Linked DNA regions of Homo sapiens: regions 1 and 3 are each linked to region 2. The links are chromatin contacts, found by Hi-C or POLR2A ChIA-PET in ENCODE. All regions are on one chromosome and are shown on one strand. The core of a region is the stretch at or near the end of the contact, and the rest is flanking DNA. Distances in the headings are between cores, read along the strand shown.

Evidence for each region. A loop is a pair of places that touch in the nucleus more often than their neighbours do. ChIA-PET counts read pairs that join two places held with the same protein, here RNA polymerase II (POLR2A). Pooled maps may share reads with other maps.
Region 1: a loop to region 2 is called in a pooled map, with 3 times the contacts of the local background. The contact joins two enhancer-like sites. A Hi-C loop is called at or near these places in 1 of 50 pooled maps. POLR2A ChIA-PET finds 5 or more read pairs at or near these places in 2 of 52 experiments (H1 and activated CD4-positive, alpha-beta T cell).
Region 3: a map with no recorded cell type shows a loop between it and region 2 (8-fold over the local background). The contact joins two enhancer-like sites. A Hi-C loop is called at or near these places in 1 of 37 single-sample maps with no recorded cell type and 3 of 50 pooled maps. POLR2A ChIA-PET finds 5 or more read pairs at or near these places in 1 of 52 experiments (activated T-cell).

What each region holds. Positions count from the first base shown.
Region 1 is chr3:12,808,887-12,812,467 of GRCh38, reverse strand. It overlaps CAND2 (cullin associated and neddylation dissociated 2 (putative)), which reads right to left. Exons shown (of 15, transcript NM_001162499.2): 5 at 2,144-2,409. Among named protein-coding and RNA genes, the nearest start is that of CAND2, 14 kb to the right of the region's middle. RefSeq lists a silencer at 1,932-2,381. Within about 2 kb of position 2,112, at least 24 of the 41 ENCODE cell types and tissues checked have a DNase peak (open chromatin) inside an H3K27ac peak, as active enhancers do.
Region 2 is chr3:12,392,762-12,396,225 of GRCh38, reverse strand. All of the region lies in intron 5 of PPARG (peroxisome proliferator activated receptor gamma), which reads right to left. Among named protein-coding and RNA genes, the nearest start is that of TSEN2, 90 kb to the left of the region's middle. RefSeq lists enhancers at 529-658, 709-758. Within about 2 kb of position 2,130, at least 2 of the 41 ENCODE cell types and tissues checked have a DNase peak (open chromatin) inside an H3K27ac peak, as active enhancers do.
Region 3 is chr3:12,718,486-12,721,934 of GRCh38, reverse strand. No RefSeq gene overlaps it. Among named protein-coding and RNA genes, the nearest start is that of TMEM40, 39 kb to the left of the region's middle. RefSeq lists an enhancer at 1,860-1,909. Within about 2 kb of position 1,799, at least 2 of the 41 ENCODE cell types and tissues checked have a DNase peak (open chromatin) inside an H3K27ac peak, as active enhancers do.

The DNA of each region.
Region 1 (3,581 bases), core at 863-3,362, 420 kb before region 2:
GCGCCACTGCAGTCCGCAGTCTGGCCTGGGCGACAGAGCGAGACTCCGTCTCAAAAAAAAAAAAAAAAAAAAAAAAATTAGCCGGGCACGGTGGCACACACCTGTAGTCCCAGCTATTCAGGAGGCTGAGGCAGGAGAATTGCTTGAACCTGGGAGGTGGAGGTTGCAGTGAGACAAGATAGCGTCACCGTACTCCAGCCTGGGGGACAGAGCGAGATTCTATCTCCAAAAAAAAAAAAAAAAAAAGATAAACAGCTTAGGCCGGGCATGGTGGCTCACACCTGTAATCCCAGCACTTTGGGAGGCCAAGGCAGATGGATCATCTGAGGTCAGGAGTTCGAGACCAGCTTGGCCAACATGGTGAAACTCCATCTCTACTAAAAATACAAAAATTAGCTGCACGTGGCAGTGCGCCCCTGTAATCCCAGCTACTTGGGAGGCTGAGGCAGAATTGCTTGAACCTGGGAGGTGGAGGTTACAGTGAGCAGAGATCGTGCCACTACACTCCAGCCTGGGAAACAGAGCAAGACACGAGACTCAGTCTCAAAAAGAAAAAAAAAAAAGAAGTTAAAAAAGCTTAGTCCAAGGTTGGGTGCAGTGGCTCACCCCTGTAATCCCAGCACTTTGGGAGGCCGAGGCGGGCAGATCATGGGATCACAAGGTCAGGGGTTCAAGACCAACCTGGCCAACCAACATAGTTAAACCCCGTCTCTACTAAAAATACAAAAATTAGCTGGGTATGGTAGCGTGCGCCTGTAGTGCCAGCTACTCAGGAGGCTGAGACAGGAGAATCACTTGAATCCGGGAGGCGGAGGTTGCGGTGAGCCGAGACTGCACCATTGCACTCCAGCCTGGGCAACAGAGCGAGACTCCGTCTCAAAAAAATAAATAAAAAAGCTTAGTCCAGGTTCTACACGAGCAGGCACTCGATAAATAGCATCTGTTATCAAAACCATTATTCATGTCCTGGCCTAATTTCCTTCACTAGGTTTAAGTCCTTGGATAGGAGAAAGGGAGGCAGGTACTGCCCTAATAGACCAGGCAAGAGGGGTTCCTGCCTGGTCTCCAGGCTTTAGAGCACTCCACTCAAGCCCTTCTCCAGCCATACCCTTCCCTACAGCATAAGAAGAGACATGCTGACCTAGAGACCCCCAACACTCCTAGACTCCATTCTGTCTGGGTATCTGGGGACCCGAGTTTCCTGCCCAATGGATCCTGACCCCTTGTCCGAGCCTGCGCAGGCCTCTTTCCTAGGTCCATGCAACCAAGGATGGCTGAGGGCTGGCTGCTGTTTGGGAGAAATGGGACAGGGTGTGGCCATGTCAGCTGGGGTTCCCCCCCCCACCCCCCGCCGTGTGCCTGCAAGGCCCCTTGCAGTGAGAGAGCCAGGGGTTGGGAGGGGCTGACCATATGCCAGTTCTATCCAAACTGTCTTGGTATAGTCAGAACTCCAAGGTGTCTGAGGATACATTCAAACCTGATTGCAGCTTTCCATTTCTAAAAAACTAATCTATAGTGACAGAAAGCAGATCAGTGGCTTCCTGGACAAGGCAGAGAGCTGGACTGCAAACGGACACAAGGAAGCTTTTGGGGGTGATGGAAAGGTTTCACGGATATACACAAAGGTCAAAACACACTGAATTGCACACTTTAAATAGTGCGGTTTATTGTATGCACATTAAATTGTTTCTTAAAAATTCAAACTTGGCTCATGGGCTGTTACTAAGATATCTTTGTCAAACTGGGAGAAGAGAACATAGTCTAACAGTTTAGTGGCATGACTTAAAATTGTAATTACCAGCCAGCCTCCACGTCTCATAAGTGATTGAACCAACCCCCTTCTCTGAACCGTCTGCACTCAGCAGGGGCTCAGGCCTGGGGGTTTGTCGAGCTCAGGGCCCGCCCTGCGCCTCTCAAGCCCTATCCGGCCCCAACCTCTGCGTTTCAGGGGCTTCAGCCGCCCGCCCCAGGCCCCACCCACCACATCAGCCCAGGCCCCGCCCCATCCTCCCTACCAAGGCAGACGGCCCACCCTTAGGCCCTGGCTGCACTGCGGCCCAAGCTCCGCCCCTTTACCGAGTCATTGGCTCACCCTAAGCTCCGCCCACCATGCCAGCCCAGGCCCCGCCCCCTGCCCCCTTACCGAGGCGGTGGCCGGCCTGGCGGCCGACGCTGCCCAAACATTGGATCAGGGTGCGGATGGCAGTCGGGCTGGTGGGCACCCGCGGGCCGGGCAGCCGGTCCAGTAGGTGGTCAGCGAGCTCGACGAAGAGGTCGGTGCTGCAGGCGGCCGCCAGGTGGCCAAGCGCTCCGACCGCCCGCTTGCGCACCGCCAGGCGCGGGCTGCTCAGCTGTGGCAGCAGACAGTGCAGGAGGCTGGCGTGGAAGGCGCCCAGCGGGACACCCAGCCTGGGGAGCACGAGGGGGCATCAGGCCGATCGCACTCCGCGGGCAACCTGGGCCAGGCTCCGCCCCTCTCCCCATTCTCTCCCGGCCTCCTTCCCAGGATTATGGCAACTCAATGGCCCTTGCAAAAGAGGTGCCCTGCAACTGTGAGGAGGAATTATTTTAATTACTTTTGTTACATGAGAGAAAGCGGAGAGAGAAAGGGACTTCTCAGCAGTGCAAAGCCTGGCTCCCAGCCTAGGGAGAAAGACCTGATAGGGGAAAGCATAGAGGATCTAGTAAGGCTGTCCCTATTTCTTGGAAGTCTAGGCCTTGCCTCAATACCATCCCCTTCTGTCCATCCTCCTCGCTGAGACCAGAGCAGTATAAAGTCTACTTCTCACCTGGTCACTCCTCTGCTTAACTCCTTCCATGGCTCCCTAGTGCCTTTGGAGATGCTGAGCTCTGGGCTCAAGACAAGAGGCAACACCAGACAATGGTTTCTGCGCACACAGCACAGCTCCTGCCTGCCTCAGCAGCTTCTATCCACACCTTCAAACGAGGCCCGTGCATTTTCTGTCCTGTAAACATCTTGAGACCTTTTCTTTCTCACTTTACAGAAACACGCTGACCTTACCCTCCCTTATTTCTATGTCCTACCCAACCCCCTCTCCTAGGTTTCATTTGTTTGCCTGTTCACCTGCTAAGTGACAGGGACTGTGCTGGAAGCCAGGGTGAACAAGACAGACTGATCCTGGGAGCTGCCCTCATGGAGTGTGTGGTTGAGTGAGTGCCTCCCAGGAGCCTCAAGTTCAACATGCCCCAGCTTGAATCCATCACCTTCCTCCCCACACACCTGCTGCTGGCTCCCGGAGTGCACCCCATCACAGCACCTCTGTCTGCCCCCGCCAGTTACTAAAGGCAGAACCCTAGGGGTCAGCCTCCAGTCCCTGCCTCCCCTGCCCACTCCAAGTCCTGTGGAGTCCCCCTCCTGAATACAACCCGAATTGCTTTCCCTATAGCAGCCTCTTAACCAGTCCCCTGCCTGTTCAATCCCCTCCCACCTACTCTCCACTGCAGAGAGAAAGATCAGGGTAGAACACACAAATACTCACCCCTGCCCCATGGCTCCTGGCCAGCCCTGCACCTCAGCTCTGCATACCCACCTCTCCACATTACAGCCTGCCCCACGACCC
Region 2 (3,464 bases), core at 881-3,380:
TGCTTGAACCTGGGAGGCGGAGGTTGCAGTGAGCCAAGATTGTACCATTGTACTCCAGACTGGGCGACAGAGCGAGACTCCATCTCAAAAAAAAATAATAATAAAAAATAAAGAAGACATATTTTTAAAATGCAATTACTATAAAGGACTTGGCAGCAGGATTTTAAAACAAAAATGACTACTTTGAAAATCTATAAAAATGCATGCAAGAGCCCATTTGACTAAAGAAGCAACATTATCCATGAGTCTTTTTATCAAGATTCTGCAGACACCAGCTTCACTAACAAAGAGTAGTTGATGCAATGATCACTTGGTAAGTTACATACACCGCTGAGTGGCCTAGGAAGTGGGTCTGTATTTCTGCTTCATTTTCATTTTGAGCTTTCCTCTAAGGGCAGTGTCTAGACACAGTAGTGAATTGATTGTGCTTGAGATGACTCAGGAAGGCTTCTGAGCAATCGGTGGAATTAACCCATGGTCCAGAAATGATGGGTTGTTAAATGACCAAAATAATTAAGAACGTGTGTTTATTTTCATTACTTGCAGGAAAAAACATATTTCTGAAGCATATCAATCAGTCCATCACCTGGGTACTTTTTCTACCCAATGCTGAAAGTGAATATTTGAGAAACTATGTTTCTAACTGGAAGAATTCTGAAACTATGTTCTTCTACAACATGTAGACGATGTGTCACAATGAAAATGAAAGTTCCTTCTGAAGAGCTGTAACCCTACATAGCCTAGGATGCCATTTATACTTTCTCTAGCCCAGAGGCTCTGTATTTCTGCTCTCAGGCTACATTACTACATAACCATCAAACCAACTGCCCGAAATTGCTGAGCAATTGATCATAACATACAGACCTGATTCAGATATATAAATTACATTTTTATTTTTATCGTACCAAAACATACAGGTGAAAACTTTCAAATTCAGGCAACTGACATGCCAGGTGCCTACCTATCTGTGAAGACCAGAGCACTGTAAGACACGGAATAGCTGGTTGAAAAGTGAAAAATCCAGTGAGTTAGGTTGTTTGATTATACAGAATCATAGAATTTTCAAAGTGAAAGGACATGGTGATCACTGATTTCAGTGACTATCCAACAACATTAGCAAGAGCCCCTAGGGTTCCCTACCAGTTCCTTCAGAAGCCTCCTTCAAAGCTGTGAGTGCATGGCCAAAGGGGAAGCTACATTCATCAACCAGACTAATCAGAGACCAGGGAGCAGAAATAAGGTTAACACGGAATGGAGTACATTTGCTTTGGGGGACGTTCATGTTTTCTTGCGCATACTGAAAACAGCTGGGTGCTGATTTTGGTATAACACTCAGAGCCTCTTTTGATAAAAAGGCATTCTATATGAATGAAAACCCTGTTGGCTTCACATTGGTCAAAGCAATGGATTTTAAATAGTGACTCAACTTCCTAGAAAACTTTGTATTTAGAAATGTTTTCTTCATACAGCTAACAGGCAAAACTAATCAAAACCTTGTTGTTAGTCTGATGTTTATTTTCTGTGCAGCAAACAAACTCCCATAAAAACCTCTGAGGTTTTCTTAGTTATGTTTGCAATTTTTTAAGTGTTGAACTGCCTAAGTCTCTGATGTCATGACACTTAATTCATATATTTTCTTGCTTTTGCTAGAACTGAACAAACACTCCCTATCAAGATTGACCCTCTCTAGAAATAAAATAAATTGTCATATGAAGTCAAAATATGACCTATCAAGTTTATGATAGCTTTCTTTGACATTTATGGGAGGAGAAAATTATACCATCCATACTACATAGGTTGGGGTTTAAATAATATTTGCCTATAAACAATAAGCAATTGCAGATTGATTTTAAGTAAACGTATGCAATGCCTGTAAGCAACAGGAAATATATTTTACATCAATGTATGCACTGCCTGTAAGTAACAGGAATTATATTTTACATGAATGTGTGAAGTGATAATTTTTTAATAGGCAAAAATTAGTGTTAAAAGCGGAACTGGCATGCTTTCCTAGGCTGTCTCAGTGATAATGACCTCAAAGTCAATGATTTCTTCATGAAGATGAAATAAGTTTATTGCAACTTGATTGCATCACCTAAAATACAACCCTTGACTTGGAAGCTTGCCCTTATGTTTTATGAGGTCTGAAATAAAAAGGAAACTGATGGAACTGAACCAGCAAATTATTTTGCAATCCATGACTACAGTTGTATACAGCAGATGTAGTCAATTGTTGAGGAAAGTTGGACCAAATTTCCATCCTGTTCAGTACTGCTGATAGCTCTATTCAAAATACATTCTTGCCTTTAGAGGAACTGACCCATTAGTAATCATACAGATAGAATTTTGTGAACTATTTTTAAAGGGTAGGTTATTAATCAATGAGTGACTCTCAAATATCTTGATGGTTTCCACTGTGAAAACCAAGTATCTGCATGATAGAGCAAAAATTTAATTTTCTCAGATGCTTTAGAGTACATATAGATGAAGACTGCCTTCTTACTAGATCAGTTTTGAGAGAGATGAAAACAAAAGAAAGAAAAAATAGGATAGCTGATGAAATGAAACTTCAAATTTAATTTGATCATGTTGGCATTTTTTATTCCTTGAGTGCATTGAAAATAACTGATTAATACTAGACACATATAATACTATCAAGTTACACCTAAAATTTATTTTGTCAGCCAGGCAACCAATCAGAACCAAATAGTGACCAAGAATTATTTTTTCAAACACGTTTGTCTTCCAGGACCTTACTGAGTTAGTTCCACAGATCATGAAAACATGGGTCTTTTCTCAGGTCTTCTACATCATTTCCCTTAAGTTGACACCCAAAGTCATAAGCTTGACTTTAGACACAGGTTTCAAAAGTAGAAAGTTTTATTCTCTTATGTTTCTATGGCTTTGAAGTTTTGCAGAACTATAAAAATAATTTGTTTTACCCTTTCCACAACTCATGGACGTTCCTTGAAGTGAAGGAAACGAATACTCGTCTTTGCATAATAAACAGCAAAAAAAAAAAAAAAAAAAAAAAATTAAATGAATCTAAATTCTCATATGCCATTTAAAGTTTCAGACCCAGACATCTTCAGGATTTTCTTACATTTAAAGCAGAACGACACTACTGATACACAAAAGTAAATTTTAATTCTGTTTTTAATGCATGAGGCAATATAAAAATTAATCATGATGATCATTATATTTGTTCTAACACTAAAGTTTTTCCCATAATCCCCCAGATTTTTCAAGTCTCTTTTCTCCTCATGGCAGATGCCCAACCACAGAGAGAAAGGTTCTATAATAAAACTTTAAAAACACTGACCTAAAAGAGAAATGTTTTATCGCCATGCAATATTCTAAATTCTGGCATTTGGTGGAAAAACTGTACACATTTTTGGCAATGGCTTTAGTGTCCACTGGTCTGGCAGCTATAATGAGAATAATAAAGTATATGGTGATGACTG
Region 3 (3,449 bases), core at 550-3,049, 330 kb before region 2:
GATGAATTTCCCACACCAACACTCTTTGGTTGGAGTAAAAACTAAAGGAAATAATTTGGTAAGATTCAAAGGCAGCTGTCAACCCTTGAGGTCACTGTATCACTCATTCAGTGAGTCATTTAGTCACTCATTCAATCAGTCACTTATTCATTCAGTCAGTCATTTAGTCATTCATCAAACTTTTTTTTTGAGACAGAGTCTCGCTCTGTCACCCAGGCTGGAGTGCAGTGGCATGGTCTCGGCTCACTGAAACCTCCGCCTCCCGGGTTCAAGCGGTTCTCCTACCTCAGTCTCTTGAGTAGCTTGGACTACAGGCACGCACCACCATGCCTGGCTAATTTTTTGTATTTTAGTAGAGATGGTGTTTCACCATGTAGCCCAGGCTGGTCTCAAACTCCTGAGCTCAGGCAATCCGCCCACCTCGGCCTCCCAAAGTGCTAGGATTATAGGCATGAACCATGGCACCCGGCCTCATTCATCAAACTTCTATTGAGACTTCACTCTGTGTGCCAGGCTCTGCTGAGACTGAGATGAGTAAACACTTACTGGCTACCTGACTGTGTTTTAGACAAGGGGTAAACAAAGCCAGCCCAAAGTCTTAGCAATTCTCAGTGAGGTGATTTTTGCCCTGGCCACCATCCTGCCGCACCACCAACCAGGGAACATTTGGCAATGCCTGGAGACACTTTTAGTTGTCACAACCATGGTGAGGAGGGCGCAACTGGCATCTGGTTTGTAAAGGCCAGGGATACTCCCAAATGCCCTGCAGTGCACGGGCTAGGCCTCCATAACAATGAATTCTCCAGCCTCAGACGGCAATAGTGCTGAAGCTGAGAAACTCTGTTGTAGCTTCAACTCTAGTGGAGGAAGATGGAGGTAAGAAAAATGTGTCAGAGGGTGCTAAGTGCTATGTAAGAAGAGGGGGCTGGGCACAGTGGCTCACGCCTGTAATCCCAGCACTTTGAGAGGCCGAGGAAGGTGGATCACCTGAGGTCAGGAGTTTGAGACCAGCCTGGCCAACACGGTGAAACCCTGTCTCTACTAAAACTACAATAATTAGGTGGGCATGGTGGTGGGTGGCTGTAATTCCAGCTACTTGAAAGGCTGAGGCAGGAGAATCGCTTGAACCCAGGAGGTGGAAGTTGCAGTGAGCACTCCAGCCTGGGTGACAAGAGTGAAACTCAGTGTCAAAAAAAAAAAAAAAAAAAAAAAAGCAGGGGACAGGGAGTGCTGGGGAAGTGCTCACTGAAAAGATGACGTTGGGCAAAGGAAGTGAAGGACTAGCTATGCGGCTGTCTGGAGGAAAAGTGTTTCAGGCAGAAGGAATAGCAAGTACGAAGCCCCTGAGGCAGAAACAAGCAGGGCAAATTGGAGGAGCAGCCAGAAAACAAAGAAAATAAAATATTAAAAAAGGATACATACATACAGGTAATAAAACTGTAAGGAAAGTGAAAAGATAAACACCTGCTGGGGAGAAGGAGGGAGAGAAGCAGGGCCAGTGTCTAATGCGCTGGCAATGCTTTGTTTTTGTAGGTGGTGGTTACACAATAGATACACAATATCTATTTTCCAAGCTGTATGTATATCCTAGATACTTTTCTGTATGTTATATTTCACAATAAAGACGATTTAAATCATGTGTTAGTCTTTACTGTTTGCTCAACTGTGGGTGCTATTACAGGGCATAGACACAAGAGGGGGCGCTAACCAATGAGCAGCGGCAAAGCAGTGTTTCCTAGCAACGGGGAAAACGTTGAAGCAGAAACTTCCTTCAGAGTGGTTAACTGATGGATTCTGGCTGCTGCCCCTGACAGGTCGGCCAGAGTCCACTTCGCACCCTGGAGGCGTCTCTGCAGGGTCTGGAGTGTCACTGACTTTTGTGGGGAGTAGAGCTCTTCTCCCAAATGCGAAATCGGGTCTGCAGAACACGAGAGGTTGCTCCCTTGTGCCGCGGAGCTTTCTTCTCCTGCCAATGTTAGATAATAACGACGTCCTCATTAACAGATGCCATTATTAATATCATTAGTAACAGAGGGCTCTTATCCGTAAGACTCCAAACAAGTCGTAGTGTTTCCCTCGAAAAACGGAGGAAATTAAAGAATGGAAAGGAGGGACCTTGCCTCCAGCCTTCTAAGACCTCAGGTCTTCTAAGACCTCAGGTCTCTCTCTCTCTCTGTCTGTCTCTCTCTCTGTCTCTGTCTCTCTCTGTCTCTCTCTCTCTCCTCTCTCCTCTCTCCTTCTCCTCTGTCTCTCACTCCTCTCTCTCCTCTCTCTCTCCTCTGTCTCTCACTCCTCTCTCTCTGTCTCATACGCACACAAAGAGAGAGAGGTTTTTCAAGATTTGGGATGCGGTGGAAGTTTTCAAGATTGCTGGCCGGTCATGGTGGCTCACATCTGTAATCCCAGTATTTTGGGAGGCCGAGGGCAGATCACCTGAGGTCAGGAATTCAAGACCAGCCGGGCCAACATGGCAAAACCCCGTCTCTACTAAAAATACAAAAATTAGCTGGGCGTGGTGGTGCGCGCCTATAATCCCAGCTACTCTCAGAAGGCTGAGGCAGGAGAATCACTTGAACCCGGGAGGTGGAGGTTGAAGTGAGCCAAGATCATGCCGCTGAACTCCAGCATGGGTGACAAAGTGAGACCCCGTTTCAAAAGGGGAAAAAAAAAAGATTATTGACAAAGCAGAAGGTTTTATGATACACAGGTAAATATTAGGTAAATTTGAGGCTGAGTGGGATTATGGTAATGAATACCTACACTGTTAAAAGAAGTTACCCCAGACTTTATCTCACTTGACTTTACAATCACTTTGGTACCACTCCATTTTGGAGATGAAGAAACTGAGGCTTAGAGAGGTTAAACTGTGAGCATGCCAGAGCTTTCCTCCCAATCCAATTTACTAAAGAAGAAGTATTAACTAGCTTTTTTTTTTTTTTTTTTTTGAGGCGGAGTCTCGCTCTGTCGCTCAGGCTGGAGTGCAGTGGCGCTATCTCGGCTCACTGCAAGCTCCACCTCCCGGGTTCACGCCATTCTCCTGCCTCAGCCTCCCGAGTAGCTGGGACTACAGGTGCCCGCCACCGCGTCCGGCTAATTTTTTGCATTTTTAGTAGAGACAGGGTTTCACCGTGTTACCCAGGATGGTCTCGATCTCCTGACCTCGTGATCCACCCGCCTCGGCCTCCCAAAGTGCTGGGATTACAGGCGTGAGCCACCGCGCCCGGCCTTAACTAGCTTATTTTTAAGGGGTGGGGGAAGCTGTTAATTGTCTCTCATGCCTGTAATCCAGGACTTTGGGAGGCTGAGGCAGGCAGATCATGAGATCAGGAGTTCAAGACCAGCCTGGGGCCGGGCGCGGTGGCTCATGCCTGTAATCCCAGCATTTTGGGAGGCCGAGGCGGGTGGATCACGAGGTCAGGAGATCAAGACCATCCTGGCGAATACGGTGA